Linked DNA regions of Homo sapiens: region 2 is linked to region 1. The links are chromatin loops, found by intact Hi-C in ENCODE. Cell type or tissue: OCI-LY7. All regions are shown on one strand. Links, peaks and the distances in the headings refer to the core of each region. The heading gives the core; the rest is flanking DNA.

What was found. A loop is a pair of places that touch in the nucleus more often than their neighbours do. Peaks named below come from ENCODE experiments on the same cell type or tissue, not always from the same donor. Only the 100,000 strongest peaks of a DNase experiment are listed, where the experiment ranks them.
Region 2: it touches region 1 in a loop (4-fold over the local background); 19 of 110 quality-filtered maps call a loop at or near these places.

The regions. Positions count from the first base shown.
Region 1 is chr1:25,808,682-25,814,048 of GRCh38, forward strand. It overlaps SELENON (selenoprotein N), which reads left to right. Exons shown (of 12, transcript NM_206926.2): 4 at 1-108; 5 at 345-469; 6 at 1,002-1,139; 7 at 2,773-2,854; 8 at 3,010-3,198; 9 at 4,006-4,111; 10 at 5,200-5,312. Among named protein-coding and RNA genes, the nearest start is that of MTFR1L, 8.6 kb to the right of the region's middle. RefSeq lists an enhancer at 1,946-2,820. In OCI-LY7, for the core only: CTCF peaks have their summits at 1,391, 2,349 (motif pointing left) and 2,563; DNase peaks (open chromatin) are centred at 1,090, 1,460 and 2,330; H3K4me3 peaks cover 935 bases; H3K27ac peaks cover 1,079 bases.
Region 2 is chr1:25,517,231-25,522,597 of GRCh38, forward strand. No RefSeq gene overlaps it. Among named protein-coding and RNA genes, the nearest start is that of LDLRAP1, 24 kb to the right of the region's middle. RefSeq lists enhancers at 623-1,270, 1,439-2,033. In OCI-LY7, for the core only: CTCF peaks have their summits at 388, 3,408 (motif pointing left) and 3,610; a DNase peak (open chromatin) is centred at 3,431.

The DNA of each region.
Region 1 (5,367 bases), core at 368-5,367:
GGCCAGGAGCTGGGTGAGCCCTGGTGGATCATCCCCAGTGAGCTGAGCATGTTCACTGGCTACCTGTCCAACAACCGCTTCTATCCACCGCCGCCCAAGGGCAAGGAGGTGAGGACAGCTGGGGTGCGACGTGGGGCCCCTCCGCCCGAGCCCAGGAGTGGCCACCCCTCTGTCTGCGCCTGGACCCCAGTGCCAGGCCTGCTCCACCTGCTCTCCTGCCTTCCTCTGGACCTGCCCCCTCCCCATGGGGCCCCTGGGCCGTCGGGTCTGGGCTGACCCCCACCCCAGCGGATCCAGGCCCAGCGGGACCCAGCAAGCCAGTACGTGCCTCCCGCCGCCCCCAGGTCATCATCCACCGGCTCCTGAGCATGTTCCACCCTCGGCCCTTTGTGAAGACCCGCTTTGCCCCTCAGGGAGCTGTGGCCTGCCTGACTGCCATCAGCGACTTCTACTACACTGTGATGTTCCGGTGAGTGGGCCACACTGGCTGGCCTGGAGCACCGGGGAGGCATGACGGTACAGCGCCCAGAGGGGAGGGCCCAGCTTGAGCCCCCCAGCTCCACCTCTCCTCCCACTGCCGTCTTGGGCAAGCAGCTTTGGCTCTCTGAGCCTCAGTTTTCTCACCTGTGGATCCGGGTGCTGATGACTTCCTCGTAAGGCACGTGAGGGTTCAGAAAGAAAAGTTGTGGAACTTGCTTGGCACGGGGCTGGTAGCCATGGTTGTGCCATCCACACAGAAGTGGGAAGGACACCCAGTCACACATGCCCTCCAGAAGCTGTGAAGGCTGGGGGAGGGGGTCCAGGCAGGGCTTCCAGAGGAGGGGCATGTGACCCGGGCCTCGAAGGATGAGCAGCATTTGGAGAGCCTCGCTGCTGCCCACTGGCCCATCCACCTCCACCCCCACACTCAGCCTCCTCTCCCTGATGATTCTGGCCAAGGCTTCCCGGGCTCCTGGGGAGAAGGTGGGCAGCTCTGGTGCAGCAGATCCCCTTCCCCACAGGATCCATGCCGAGTTCCAGCTCAGTGAGCCGCCCGACTTCCCCTTTTGGTTCTCCCCTGCTCAGTTCACCGGCCACATCATCCTCTCCAAAGACGCCACCCACGTCCGCGACTTCCGGCTCTTCGTGCCCAACCACAGGTGGGAGCTTGACCCTGGCCCAGCCTTGGCTCCCTCCTACAGCTTGTCCTGCTCCCCAGCTCCAGGAGCCTAGGGGCCTCTTCTGTCTCTGCCCCTTCCTTTGCTCCCCAGAGCCCATCTCATGGGGCTGACGTGGCAGGAGGCGGCATGAGGCAGGCAAGAGAATGAGCTGATCACCCACCAGCTCTTCCCAGGCACCCGTGGCCTGGCCCTCCACCTCTGTGCCTGGGACCCAGTGCAGCAGTCCGCAGACCCTTCCTGAAGCTGGGCCTCCCCGCCCTCATACTGCTGACAGGCCCCAGGCAGAGCTGTAACCGCAGCCTGTGCACGCCACCAAGAGGAAGGCCAGCAGCTAGGCAGGGACCCAGCTGTGGGGTCCAGGAAGGCTTCCCAGAAGAAAAAGGTCATCTCAGCAGAGATCAGGGCTCTGAGGGTTTTGCTGGGCAGAGGAACAGCACATCCAAAGGCCAAGGGCAGGCCCTCCACTGCTGCAGAGCCCCAGAGGGGCTTCCGGGACGGTGCTACACCAGCCACCTGCTTGCCTCACCTCCTCAGGGCTGGCCACCTGTCAGCAGAGTAGAGGACCCCGGAGGCCCTGGCTTCAAGTTTGTCCAGATTCCTAACTGATAGCAAGTGGCCACCGAGTGGGCCTGAGTGACCGCTCTACAGGGATGAGACCTGGCTGGGAGCCAGGAGGTCTGCAGTTAAGTCTCTGCTGTGGAACCCATTGGCTGTGTGGCTGTGGGCAAGGCCCTGGCCCTCTGTAGGCCTGTTTCCTCATCTGCCGGATGGGAGACTGACTCCTGGCCTACTTCACCCACAGGGCAGGCGTGAGAGGATGGTCGGGATAACATGGGAAGAGAAAATTGCCCCTAGGAGTGGGGGTGGCTTCCCTCCCTCCCCAGAGTGGGAAGGGCAGGGGCTTCCCGGTCAAAGGGAAAAGGAAGAGGAGGGCACAAGCCCTCCATCTGCTCACCTAGGGCTGGGCACACCTGCCTCCATCGCAGGGTTGTTGAGGAGGGGGCCTGGACTGTATGGGACAGGAGGAGAGAGGCAGTGGCCAGCTCCAGGACCAGCTGTTCCTGGGCTCATGTCTGAGGACCAGGCACCAGGGACTGCTGACCCCCGGGGGTTACCTAGCTCTGCCCTCTGTGCCCCCTGCTGCGGAGGTGGTGGTTTGCCAGTGCTGGGGCTCCCTCGTGCGGCGGATCTGCAGATTGCACTGCTCGGCTCAGATTTCCTGCTGCCCGCCAGAGGCCTGTGCAGGGACCACGGTGCTCGTTTTCATTCCTGCCCCACCCTGTGACCCGCCTTGAGGCACTGGCCATCTCTCTGCTTCAAAGGGTCCTGGAGAGTACACGGGCCATGGCTGTGCAGGCCCTTTGTGAATTGCGAGGGGCAGGGCTGGCGGATGGTGAAGTGGCTCCAGTGCCTTAGGAAGGGGCAGCCTGGTGGGGAAGAGGGCCAGGGCTCTGCAGCCAGAATCCCAGTGGCTCTGAGAGCAGGTGTTCACCTTGAGAAACCTCAGTGTCCTCATCTGGAAAGTGGAGACAGTTGCAGGTATTATGTGAGATAAAGTGTGACACAGATAATGGGCTTTGATGATGGTGTCACTCTGCCCTGGCCATCCCAGGTCTCTGAATGTGGACATGGAGTGGCTTTACGGGGCCAGTGAAAGCAGCAACATGGAGGTGGACATCGGCTACATACCCCAGGTGAGCGCACAGGAGGCTCCCATCCAGGTGGGCTCGGCTGCAGGGCCCCGCCCTCCCTCTGCAATGAGTGGAGCATTTTGGAGGGTCTCTAGGGGAGCCCCTGAGGATTCTTGCCCATCTCTGAGCCTTCCCCCTACCACTGACCTCTGGCCCAGATGGAGCTGGAGGCCACGGGCCCCTCTGTGCCCTCCGTGATCCTGGATGAGGATGGCAGCATGATCGACAGCCACCTGCCTTCAGGGGAGCCCCTGCAGTTTGTGTTTGAGGAGATCAAGTGGCAGCAGGAGCTGAGCTGGGAGGAGGCTGCCCGGCGCCTGGAGGTGGCCATGTACCCCTTCAAGAAGGTGAGGCTGGGCAGGGGTGAAGGCCAGGGTCAGGCTGCATGGGCAGAGGCTGGGAGCTGTGGAGCAGCAGCTGGGCACAGACGCTGGTATGTGTGCAGGGCTTGCTACTGAGGCTGTCTCACTGTTGGGCCCAGCTGTGCCAGCGGGGCCTCCCCGCTGCCATTCAGAACTTGGAGGAAGAGGCCAGGTGCAATGGCTCATGCCTATAATCCAAAACTTTGGGAGGCTGAGGCAGAGAATCACTTGTGGCCAGGAGTTCAAGAGCAATCTGGGCAACATAGCGAGACCCCATATCTACAAAAGAATTTTTTTAATTACCTGGGGGTGGTGGTAGCACGCACCTGTAGTACCAAAGCTTTGGGGAGGCTGAGGCAGGAGGACTGTTTGAGCCCAGGAGTTCAAGGCTGCAATGAGCTATGATTGCGCCACTGCACTCCAGCCTGGGCAACAGAGTGAGACTCCATCTCAAAATAAAAAATAAATGAAAATAATAATAATAAATAGAACTTGGAGGAGACATCCATCCCCTGGCTTAGTAGCACCCACTTCACACACATACAAACACACACACTAACATATATATACACACACACATACACACATATACAAACATACACAAACATATATACACATACAAATGTACATATACACAGACATACACACAAATATATATGCCTACACACAAACACACACACACACACACACACACACACACACACACACACACTTGCACACACTACAGACTCAGCCCGAGTGGGACCCTGGCCGCTTTGATGATGGCTTCGCTCTGTCTCGGTGTGGCCCCAGGTCTCCTACTTGCCGTTCACTGAGGCCTTCGACCGAGCCAAGGCTGAGAACAAGCTGGTGCACTCAATCCTGCTGTGGGGGGCCCTGGATGACCAGTCCTGCTGAGGTGAGGGGCCCGGCTGGATCTAAGGGGAGCAGTGGGAAAGTCCACACCTTGTGGGGTACCAGAGGCTCTGAGACCAATGGGACTCTTCTGTTGAGTTGTGAGGGCCTCAGGGACTGCCCATGGTAGGGGCGTGGGGTGAGGGCTTGGGGGTTTCTGTGCTGAGCCCAGAGGGAGCTACCAGATGCTGAAGAAAGGGCCCTGGCAGACTGGGTTCAAACTCAGCCATTGTCAGCTTGGTAACCTTGACCAAGTGTCTTCCCCTCTGTGAGCCTCAGTTTTCTCAATAGTAAGAGGGGATAACACACTTACCTCTCATAGCTGTGGACATGGAGGTGAAAGTGCCGCATACACTGTAAAGTGTTATATACGTGTAAGAGAAAAAATCGGGCCAGAGGCTGGGCTTGTGTTAATTGATTCAGGAAATTCACCAGAGGCCCCCTAGATGCAACGTCCTTTGGGTGTCTGGCAGTGGGCACAAAGATGAACAAAACAGTGCCCCACCCTCACCCCGTCAACCGTCAGTGCAGCAGTGGGCTGGGTGCTTGCGTCCCACAGTGAGGAAGGCAGAAGGGGTCCCTGCCCTCAAAGGGGGAGACACAGTGCAAAGGCAGACACCAAATGAGTCAGTACAAGCACGGTGAGTGTTCTACAGGGGACAGTCCAGAGTGGCACCAGAGTGTATAACTGGGGGTCAGGGAAGGCTTTGTGAAGACAGTGATATTTACGCTGAGACTTTGAAGGATGAGTAGGAGTTTCTCAAGTGACCGGATGGAGTGTTCCAGGTAGAGGAACAGCCTGTGTGAAGGCCCTGGGACACAGAGCGTTCATTGGATTTAAGAAGCTGTCACTGTCTGCAAGTCCCCAGGGCCAGGTAGAACCCCTAACCCTAATCTCAGCCCAGGATGCTGGTATATTATTGATGTTAATTCCAACTATCATTTATTCAGCACCTACTCTACCTCAGGCTCTTTGAATCTGTTATTTCACTTGGGTGCAGAGACTGTCCTGCAGCCCGTGAGGTCTCCCCAAAGCAAGATTGCACCCCAGCAAGATGTGGGGGCGCCTCACCCTTCTGTCTTCCTGAACAGGTTCAGGGCGGACTCTCCGGGAGACTGTCCTGGAAAGTTCGCCCATCCTCACCCTGCTCAACGAGAGCTTCATCAGCACCTGGTCCCTGGTGAAGGAGCTGGAGGAACTGCAGGTGAGCGGGCAGGTGGCAGGAACAGGAGCGTCCGGAACAGTGGTGGGGGCCGCGG
Region 2 (5,367 bases), core at 312-5,311, 290 kb before region 1:
GGGTGGACAAAGGGGCTCAGGTGTCACCATCAGACCTGTTTTCTCCCCGGTCTTGCCTCAGCTATGTCTCCTTTGAGTGTTGGCTTCATTGTCACTCTCTACCTGGTGGCAAGAAGGTACTGGCAGCCTCTAGTTCTACAGCCAGGTTCCCTCCAATGGTAAACAAGCAAAAGTCCTAAGAGCCACTCAGACTGACTCTGCCTGGCTCTGGCCACCCCTGAACCAGTCACTGTGGAACATGACACAGACTATGGCTGGGACTGGACTTGGGCACCCTATACCCAAGAAAAAACTGGGACACTCTTACCGCAATGGTAAGCAGGTGCTGGACACGAAAAACAGGAGATGCTGCTGACACCTGGGGGAGGCCTGTCCCCACCCACTCAGAGACACGCCCCCTGCCACCGATCCAGGGAAGTGCGCAGCAGGTCAGCCTTTGGCTGCCGTCAGTCGGCCAGTCTCCCACATCTCTGGGACTCCTCTTGCCACGTCGCAGCTGGGAGAGGCCTAGGGAGAGGGGCTGTGTGCACGGATTGGCAGTGGGAGAGAGATGTAGGCCAATCAGAATATCACGCGGGTTGGAAAGGGGGCTACTGTGCGCGAGGTGCCTTCTCGTGCCCTGCCTCAGTGGGACCCTCACCTTAGCTCCGTGCAGGTGAGGAGGCTGGGCCTGGGCCAAGCTCTCACAGCTACAGGGTGCTGGGTGGAAGGGGGCCTCCTGCACTCGGAGCTCTTGGCTTGTCTCCACCCAGCAGCTCCCTTGAGGAAGGTGGGGAAGGTCGCAGCTTTGTGCAAAGGGAGCGAGTACACAATGTGGCCGCCTCCTCTTTTCCATCCCATCACCTCTCATTTCACCAACCTGCCTGAGGCTGCAATCAACACTCCCCGCGTGTGGGGGCGGAGCCAACCCACGAGGCCATGCTTCAGGCCCCTGATTGGTTCAGGAGTAGCGCTTGACCTAATGAGGCGCTACCAATGGGATGCAAAGAGACGTTCCCTGGCCTTCTGCCAGAGCGGTTTCCCTGTTCTCCCAACAAACAAACATACCTGGACCACGTGGCGCGAGGATATTAAGTTTAAGATGGTGGCAGCAGTTTTTGAGACCTTGCAGAGAGAGCTGCTGAAAGCTGCTGGGGGCGCAGCCTCTCAGGTTGTACACGAGGTGCTGAGGTTTTTTGTTTTTAATTTATGTATTTATATGTATTTATTGAGACGGAGTCTTCCTCTGTCGCCCAGGCTGGAATGCAATGGCGCCATCTCGGCTCACTGCAACCTCCGCCTCCAGGGTTCAAGTGATTCTCCTGCCTCAGCCTCCTGAGTAGCTGGGATTACAGGCTCCCACCACCACGCCTGGCTAATTTTTGTATTTTTAGTAGAGACGTGGTTTCACCATGTCAGCCAGGCTGGTCTCAAACTCCTGACCTCACACGATTCACCTGCCTCAGCCTCCCAAAGTGCTGGGATTACAGTGTTTTTTTATTTTTATTTTGTTTATTTTTATTTTTTTAAGACAGAGTCTCAGTCTGTCTCCCAGGCTGGAGTGCAGTGGCGCGATCTCGGCTCACTGCAACCTCTGCTGCCTGGGTTCAAGCAATTCTCCTGCCTTAGCCTCCCGAGTAGCTGGGATTACAGGCACCTGCCAGCACACCCAGCTAATTTTTGTATTTTTAGTAGAGACGGGGTTTCACCATCTTGGCCAGGCTGGTCTTGAACTCCTGACCTCGTGATCCACCTGCCTCGGCCTCCCAAAGTGCTGGGATTACAGTCGTGAGCCACCGCGCCTGGCCCGTTTTTTATTTTTTTAGGGTCAGAGTCTCGCTCTGTCACCTTTCAGGCTGGAGGGTGGTGGCATGATCATAGCTCACTGTAGTCTTCAACTCCAGGGCTCAAGCCATCCACTCATCTCAGCTTCCTGAGTAGTTAGGACTACAGGCATGGACCACCACGACTGGCTAATTTTTAACTTTTTTATTTTTGGAGAGCCAGAGTTTCGCTATGTTATCCAGGCTGGTCTCATAACTCCTGAGCTCAAGTGATCCCCTTGCCTCGGCCTCCCAAAGCACTGCTAGGCGTGAGCTACCAGGCCTGGCCCAAGGCACTGAGGTTTGGACTCAGGCTGCCTCCTGCCTCAGCCAGAGTGATGAGCACTCATCCCTTCTGTGTGCTCACCCACCACAGGCCTAGCAGGGACATCTAACTGCAGTAAACTTGTCCTGAATAAATGAACAGCAGGATGAGTGATGCCTGCCCTCAACTTCCTCTCCCAAATGAGCTACTGAACTGGACTTGGGTCCCCTTCAGTTGCTCCCTCCCCCATCTCAAATGTCTCTCAGCCTCAGTCCCCTCATCTGCATAATGTGCATAATAATGGTATCCTAGAATTGTTGTGGAAACTAGAGTTAATATATGTCTGGGACATAGTAGGTACATAGCAAATGCCAATTATTATTATTATTATTATTATTGGTATTATTTCTCTCCAGGAACTTTAGTTTCCTCAGCTGTGAAATAGCAATTCATTTATTCATTCAACCAACTGCTGATCATCGCCCATGTGCCGGCCATTGTGGTTAAGACCTAGAACAGTAGCAGATGAATGAGTCATGGTCTCTGCTTGGAGGGACTAACCTTCTGGTGTGGCGGACAGTCATGTTAAAACCCAGGCCTGGCACAGTGGCTCATGCCTGTATTCCCAGCACTTTGGGAGGCTGAGGCAGGCAGATCTCTTGAGATCAGGAGTTCGAGACCAGCCTGGCCAAGATGGTGAAACCCCGTCTCTACTAAAAATACAAAAATTAGCCGGGCATGGTGGTGTGCGCCAGTAGTCTTAGCTACTTGGGAGGCTGAGGCACGAGAATCACTTGAACACGGAGGTGGAGGTTGCAATGAGCCGAGAGCCGAGATAACCCACTGCACTCCAGCCTGGGCAACAGAGCAAGACTCCGTCTCAAAAAAAAAAAAAAAAACGGAATTAAAACCCAGTGGGAGGAGAGCCACAATATATGTAAAGTCTATGTAGAAGTTAGGCAGCCTAGGGGTGGTGGGCAGCTATCTCCAGAATTGGGCTAATTGAGGGGAAGGATGAGAGCTGACTGTGTCCCTTGCTCTTTCTGGCTTCTCGAGTTGGCATGAAAACTTTTGGGGTGGGCTTCACTGGCTGTTGACTAGGACCATACAGACAGATCACCAGAAAGCCCAGGCTTAGGGTAGGTAGATGAAAGTTAAGGATCAGGGAAGAATGAACCAAACTATATCTCAGGCATTTTCCCCTAAAATGTTACCTTAGTTTTTAAGAATCAAGTGAAATAATATATAAATCTAATTCTTTAAAGACTTTTATCCTTTTGAAAAATGAGTGCAATTTATTTTAATAGAGGTGAATCTGTGATATGAGTAGCCACATTACACCGCCACCTGGTGGCAGCATACTAAAGTCACAGGTTTGTTTTCCTTTGAGACCAAGGGTACACCACAAACTCAGTTGTTTTTGGACGTGAGCAAAGATACCAAAGCCATTTTCCCCTTTCCCCTTCTCCCCAACCCTCTACTAAAACCCACTTCCATGGTTGGAGCTCCCAAGCTTCCAGCATTTTTGATTCAGCCACACCTGCTCCAGTTTCCAGCAGAGAAGCCAGCCTAGTTTTCCTCCCCATCTCCTGCCTCAGGCCCATCCTGCCCTCCAACTCTACATCAGAGCTAAACTCCCCAAGCCCTCGGCTCAGGCCCCAAGGGGAATGTGGATCAGGGAGAGAACCCTGCCCGAGGGTAAAGGTTAAGAGTGCAGATGCTACATGCACTGATGTGGGTTTGAATCTCCAGCTGACCACTTATTGGCTGTGGTCTCTCTACATCTCTAAGGCCTCTCTGAGCTTCACTTTCCCCATCTGGAAAAAGTGGGATGCAGTCTGGATTTCTTTTTCTTTTCTTTTTTTGAGATGGAATTTCACTCTTGTCACCCAGGCTAGAGTACAATCTTGGCTCACTGCAACCTCCACCACCCAGGTTCAAGCGATTCTCCTGCCTCAGCCCCCCGAGTAGCTGGAACTATAGTCATGTGCCACCACACCTGGCTAATTTTTGTGTTTTTAGTAGCGACAGGGTTTCACCACGTTGGCCAGGCTGGTCTCGAACTCCTGACCTCAGGTGTTCCACCTGCCTCGGCCTCCCAAAGTGCTGGGATTACAGCGTGAGCTACCATCCCCAGCCTGGATTTTTTTTTTTTTTTTTTTGAGACATTTTCACTCTGTCACCCAGCCTCTTTCTCCTCTGCTCAAGCAATCCTCCTGCCTCAGCCTCCCAAGTAGCTGAGACTACAGGCACATACCACCATGCCTGGCTAATTTGTTTTTTGTTTTAGAGATGGGGTCTCACTATGTTGCCCAGGCAGCTCTCCAACTCCTGGGCTCAAGAGATGCTCCTGCCTCAGCCTCCCAAAATGCTGGGATTATAGGCATGAGCCACTGCACTCAGCCCTAACAGAGATTTCTTCTTCTTTCTGTTACACGTCCTTCTACTCTTCTTTCTACAAGAACTGGCGTGGGTGGAGACCAAGAAATGCTGGGGAGGAGAGGAATGGAGAAGATCATGAGAAGCAGAATGCCCCTTCACTGCTCTTCCACCCTTTGCCGGAAATGTCTAAGGCCTGTCCTGTAGGACCTCCCTCTCAGGCTCCTCTCCCCATCCCAACCTCTCCAGTTCCCTCCGCCAAAGTTCCTCTGAGCCTGGTCCCCAACACCCTGGGTCATCTGAGAACCCACTTCGCATTGAATGGGCCATGACTGCCTCCCACCCACCCTGACCTCCCCACTCCACCCCCAGCTTGGGGCATTTGCACTGTGTTCCAGGCATTCTGGAAGGGGAGAAGTTTTGGAGCTGGGCTTCCTCAAACTTGGCAATCACTGGAGCTCTGTCCTAAAGCTTAGGAAATCAGCTTTCCACCCAATGGTGATGCTGTCTGGATCTTGTGTGGCCTTGGTCAAGTCACACACTCTCCCTTGAGCCCTGAATTCCCCATCCCGATATAGACCAGCTCTGACAGCATGGCTGCTGGGCCTGCCGAAGGGGTGGGCAGGGTGGGCAGGTCCTCTCCCCCCACCCACTTTCTCCTTGGAGAACCCCAGGATCCTGCTCAGAGGAGGAAGCAGTGCTCCCCCTAGGGAAGCGGATCCCAGGGGACTCCAGAATCCTCCCCCACACTCTGCGGGCAGCCAGCACTAAGTGCTGTATTAATTATTACCAGCCTCCCCTGGGAAGCAAATTCAAAGTGAGGTCACCATGGTAACCCAGACACTGCAATGTGACCAAATTTTTAAAGTGCTCAACATGTTCCAGGCAAATTACCTATCGATGGAAGAGAAAAGAATGAGG